Regions from separate parts of the Homo sapiens genome. Here region 1 is linked to region 2. A link is a contact called in ENCODE Hi-C data. All regions are on one chromosome and are shown on one strand. The core of a region is the stretch at or near the end of the contact, and the rest is flanking DNA. Distances in the headings are between cores, read along the strand shown. Region 1 overlaps LOC105376244 (a long non-coding RNA gene). Region 2 has its middle 73 kb from the start of ASTN2.

The links. A loop is a pair of places that touch in the nucleus more often than their neighbours do. Pooled maps may share reads with other maps.
Region 1: a loop to region 2 is called in a pooled map, with 9 times the contacts of the local background. The contact joins two enhancer-like sites. A Hi-C loop is called at or near these places in 2 of 37 single-sample maps with no recorded cell type and 11 of 50 pooled maps.

The regions. Positions count from the first base shown.
Region 1 is chr9:117,782,527-117,785,483 of GRCh38, forward strand. All of the region lies in intron 2 of LOC105376244 (a long non-coding RNA gene), which reads left to right. Among named protein-coding and RNA genes, the nearest start is that of TLR4, 80 kb to the left of the region's middle. Within about 2 kb of position 1,450, at least 17 of the 41 ENCODE cell types and tissues checked have a DNase peak (open chromatin) inside an H3K27ac peak, as active enhancers do.
Region 2 is chr9:117,486,434-117,489,283 of GRCh38, forward strand. No RefSeq gene overlaps it. Among named protein-coding and RNA genes, the nearest start is that of ASTN2, 73 kb to the left of the region's middle. RefSeq lists an enhancer at 1,350-1,509. Within about 2 kb of position 1,283, at least 5 of the 41 ENCODE cell types and tissues checked have a DNase peak (open chromatin) inside an H3K27ac peak, as active enhancers do.

The DNA of each region.
Region 1 (2,957 bases), core at 200-2,699, 300 kb after region 2:
GAGCCAAAGAATCGATCCATCAACAGGACCTGCTGAGCAGGCACCTCATACGCAGAGCAGCTCAGGCACAGATGTCCGAAGCACTGCCCTCTCACAGGGAGCCCTGGAACCATAACTTCCAGAACTCCCTTCTCCAATCTAGAACTCGCCGCAGAGATTTCCAATACTCACCTCCTCCCCACTTCTAGTTCCCACCAGGTATAAATTTTAAAATCCTATACCTCAGAAAGAAAAAAAAAAAGCCAAATATTACACAAAACTGTGGAAGAAATCTAACTTTCTAGAACCCTGGAAAATGCTTTATTTTTACTTGTAAGAACTTTCTGTGCAAAGAGCTAACCACCCTGCCTATTCAGTTAAGGCTAATCACCTGCTTGTTAAATTATCTTAGGACAATGAGAGGAACATGTGGCAAGTCTCTCTGTGAAAAAACAAAAACAAAAAAAATTCCACTGATGAGTGGGTGAGGTTGTGCAACAGAAGCTGAGTCAGTGACACAGATCAAGATGCAGGAACCAGGAATTCAAGATGCAGGGAACCAGTCTATTCAAGAATAGACTGAGACACAGATGACAGCAGAGAGAACGAAGTCTAAAACTGAAACTGAAAGAGGAAAGAGGTGATGAGAAAGATGTTGAGACGAGGGTGTGGGGGAAAAGATACAAGTGGCACAGAAAGACGGTGAGAAAACACAGCCAGAGTATTAGATCACATAAGAGGAAAACATAATGAGAGGCGGAAGAACTAGCACAGACAACCAACACAGAGCCTGCAACCAGGGAAACCTGTGTTTCTTGCAGTTAGCAGCCAGCAGCCTGCAGTCAGCAGCAGGGGGCATCAGAACTCCACGGATAGTAAAAGATGCCAGGGAGCCAGTATAAGGAGAGAGGAAGTGAGAAAGAAATAAAGAGAGAAAGAAAAGGGATAAGAAACCTTCCTCTTAACTTTGAGATTAGAAGGAAGAGAGAGCCGCGCTATTCCTCGGGGTCCTGCATTTAGTGGTAAGCCAATTCCCCCAGACATCTTCCTGCTGACAGTGAAGGTATGTAAGTGGCTGTAGAAAGTAACACTGAAGGCTTTCTCAAAGAGACTGAGTCCAAGGGCGATGGCCTGGGCTTAAGCCAGCTGACTAACACTTAGGCATTCTGTTAGGCAGAACTCAGGTGCAAATAGCATATCTCCCTGAATGTAGTTTATCCAAGCATTTTCCTCTACTTCACCGCCTCCCAAAAAAGAATTATTAGGAGTATACTAGGATATTGCATAGATAAGGAAGTGATGGAAAAGTAAGCCTTGAGGAAAAAAGACCAAAGGATTTATGTTAAAAGACTTTTGTTTTTGTTTTTGTCCATTTCCCTCATCCATGCTCTGCCAGTCTTATTCTCCTAGCCCTCTCTATGCAGCAATCATTTCATTTGGTGTCACTTCCTCAATCATTTACCAGAGATCAAGAACTCACTTTCAATTTCAGTTTAAAACCAAAATCCAGATGAGGTTTCTGATTGGCTCAGCTTGGACCATGTGCTCACACCTTGGGTCAAAGTCACCGGAAGAGTGACATAGTCTGATTGGCCCAGTACTCTGAAGCCACACCCACACTTGTGCAGGCTTGGAGATTGGGGAGCAGCACACCTGAGGGTGTAAGGATCTGTTGTTGACTGAAGGAGATATTAGAATCATGATCCCTGAAGCCACACCAATTTAGGGCTACTAAGTTCATCTTGAATAAATGAGTTGCCTGAGTTGCTCTGAGCTTGTTTTTCTCTTCTATCGAAAGGCATTACTTACACCTGCTTTGTCCACCTCCAGGAGTTGTTATGGGGCTCTGATTAGAATATAGAGCAAATCACAGAGCCTCCTGCTAACAGGTGTGCAGACAAGCGCTAAGATGAAATGGGCCAAATACGAGAGTCAGGAAACTTGTGTGCTGGTTTTACCTGTGACATAAACCAGCAGTATGAATTTGGGTAAGTTCCTTATCTCTCTGGATTTAAATATCTTTAACTTAAAATTTGGGGATTTGACTGGGTCTGTTAATGTCTTTGTAGTCATTAGACCGCTTTAAGAGACTGAGGAAAGCTAGGTACTTTTACTGCCCTCCTCAATGTCCGGAAGTTCGTAATTTCCCTACAAGTCTACCTCCAGATATCAGGATAAGAACTCCTGGTTTAGATCATCTTCAAGGTGATATCCGACTCTTCAACTGATTGAAAAGAGGGGCTGCATTCTCAGTTGGAAAAGACAATTCTGTGTATCAAGCAGATGTGCGTCTTTCTTTGGTTTAAATCTCTTTCCCAGAAATATCATGCATGTTTCTCATTATCTCCTTCCTCTGGACTACTTCTCTTTTCTTCTTTTTTTCCCTCTACCACCTCATCATTCCTCCGCTACGGGTAGTCAAGTATGGATGTGATTGAAGTTGGGTTTCCATCTGTGTTAGCGGCAGGAAGTGTTACTATCATGGAAATAGTTGGGACATATATCATCTCTTATCTGCACCTCCAAGAACTTAAATGATTTCTTTCCCCCAACCAAAATAAATCAAAGGAGAGGAATCTTAATTATAGTCACCAGGTGGTGAATTTAATACATCCACATGAGTCTCTGTGCTGGCAGTGTTGTCAGATGAGCTTGTCTCTCCAGGCAGGAGGATAATGGGATTGTGAGAGTCTGGAGAGGAAGAACTCTGGGGATTATAACAGCAGCTCCCTGGTGGCAAGGAAACAGCCAGGCAAGTTCTGTTAAATATAAAGGCCAGGGAAACATTGCCTCATGTCAGGGTGTCAGGGTTGTCTCCACTCATGCTCTATCGTGAATGGTTTCAGCAAGGGATTCATAGGAGCTTCTCACATAGGCATTGCCCACCCAAGTCTGAGATGGGGGCTACACATCAATAATTTCCCCCCATCTATCAGTTTGAAGCAGTGGACAAAGCTCTAACTTGGACCACAGAGTGA
Region 2 (2,850 bases), core at 33-2,532:
CTTTCAAGGTCACACAAATAGAGGGTAGCAGGCCAGGTTCCAGAGCCTGTATTCCTTGCTACTGTGCTCTGCTGAGATGACTTAGTCTGGGAGAAAACGATTTTCCTTAATATTGGCATTTAGTTTTCAACATCACACCAATGCAAATTTATGTAAATAGACACGCAGATCAGCTGCTATCCTGGCATTGGTGCCAGCTTCCCCTCAGGGACATTGATGCAACAAAATTTGGCCATTGTCACTGATTTGAGCTATCACAGTGGTAGACATTTCAATAATTCCCCACATTTCTTAGGCTTGGAAGACATAAATGAATGTATATTATATAGCTATGGGGCTATACATGCTGAACTTCTGCATCTTTTTCAGAGAAGTATCTCTAGAAAATATCCAATTGTGGATAGTTGGTATGCATCAAAAATGAGATAATGATACCTTGCTTCTGCCTATGACTGCATTTTCATACCCATTGCTGCATTTGGGCCTTGCCGCAGTCCTACAAAAAAGGAAAAGCAAAGGTGATCACTCCTCATACGTGGGAGACAGCAGGACAGAGGACGAAGGGGCTTGCTTAGGATTCTGCTGAAATTTGTTGGCTTGGTTTATCTTCCTATGACTCCTACCCTCTTCACTATTGATTTTTCCATACACTGCCATACTGCTTTCTTTGCTGGATGCAGAAAAGCTAGTGTACAGTTTACCCCATAGAAGTAAAGGGAAAGGAAACTGCCTCACCTGTCCCTTTATCTGCATTCACAGAAGATCAGCATTCAAGTACAATAGAGAGAAACTAGGTTTTGCTGAGTAACTACTATGTCTGGCAGAGTGTCTTGCGTTTTGGATAGGCTAACCATATAATTTATTGCCTTTTGAGAATGAAAGGGGTGCCGTTCACAATTACATCAGGACCACAAGCAAAAACTGAGACCATCCTGGGGAAATCAGGACGTGTGGTCACCCTTGCTGAAAAGCTAATATTCATTTCATATTCACCATAGTCCTCTAATGTAGGTGACTTTTCTCTTTGTTCTGAGTCTCTGAAAGGTAAATCATGCCCAGGGTCACATAGCAGATCTGTCTGTTCGATTCTAAAACCCTGGGTTAAGGCACACATCAGAGACGGGGACTCTTGACACTCCAGCCACACAAGAGCTGACCCTAGCGGTTGCTTGGCTGTCAAGCCTTTTCCTCCCCATCACATTCCCAGCCATCGTCCTTGGCCCGGGGAGCTTGGGTGGGGTGTGATGACTGTGCTGCCCCAGCAGAGGGCAGTGTTGCCATGCCTGCCAAGGCGGAGGGCTACAGGAAACGGGAGGGAGCCTGGGCTACGCAGGCCTGGTGGCCGGTGCCGCGTCCCTAAAACAGCCAGCCTTATAGGGCTGCCTCCAAACCAGCTGCTTTTCTGGCTCCCATCCCCTCAAGCCTCACCGTGGATAAACGTACTGTCCCCCTCACCTGTCTATTGGCTCCCATGATACAACACCTGAACAAATTGAAGAGCTCTGTGACACCTGGGGTGGAAAAAGACCCGGGGAGGGTTTCCAGATTGGAAACAGGAACTGTTGCCATTTTCTTGTTTGCTCAGAATTACTCCAGAGCTGGGAGTGCTGTTGACATATGTGTTACCACTTAATCTTTCATAAGAAATCCTTTTCATGGGGGAGCTGAGCTCTGGATCCGCGCCAGTTTAGATAATTACATTCCCCCAGAAGACTGAAGCTGTGACGGCTGCATTCTTTTTCTGCTAAGAGTTAGGAGTTTCAAGGGTACAGGTTGGGCAAGGGGGCTGGGAGTAGGGGTAGGTGACATCGTGGTCCTTAGGAAAACGATAACCGGGGTTTGGTGAGGAAAAGTTAACTTCAAAGTGTCACCCAGTAACAGTTTTTTTTTTTTTTCCTTCCCTTGGACTTCATTCAGTGTGAAATTCATTTGTAGTTTTTGTCTGTAACTAGAATTCAATTTTTGCTCTTTTAAAAGAAACCTGATTTACAGAGGGTGTGAAACAAAGCAGAAAATGATAAGAGGAGGGAAAAATAACAATTCAGATGGGAAAAAAAAAAGAGAAAGAAAAAAGTCCTTTTAACAATTTCTCTGATCTAAAGTGGTTGGGACAGCATTTTTATATTAAGTTCAGCATTTTGTCAGAAGGGGATGAGAGTGCCCTGTGATCCTCGAATGAAGTATTGCTGGTGATTTTATACCCTCCTGCTGGCATAGATCTTAATCAACCAGAAAACTTCAAAATGACAAACAAACAAAAGACAGCTTTGCTCTCTGAGGTTCATTAGCTCAGGCCAAGGTTGAGATGCATCAGGAGGAGAGGCACCAGAAATAGGCGAGCTTGAGAAGTCACTTTGTGGGTAATTCCACCACCCACTTCCTCCTGCCACCCCCCACCCAGGCCAGCTCTGCCTCCTCCAGTGACCAGAGGCTGGGTCACCGGAGTTGATGGTGAGAGGAGTGGAGGCCAATGGTGCAGCTGATGGGGCAGGAAGGAGGAAGGGACTCTCTGGTGTGCCGCCGCATTCAGAGCCTAAAGTTATTTGCCTCTGCTTTCAAGGATATCTGCTGGCATCATGAGAATCAGAGCAAATCCAGACCAAGCTTTATCTCCTCCTTCCCAGCCCAGTTCCTCTTCTTCTGCTCGTTTATTATGTTTAGAAGGCCCCCTGTCTCCTGGAGATCTGAATTGAAACCTCAGAGAGGCCGGACACAGTGGCTGATGCCTGTAATCCCAGCACTGGGAGGCTGAGGCAGGTGGATCACTTGAGGTCAGGAGTTCGAGACCAGCCTGGCCACCATGGTGAAACTCTGTCTCTACTAAAACTACAAAAATTAGCTGGGCATGGT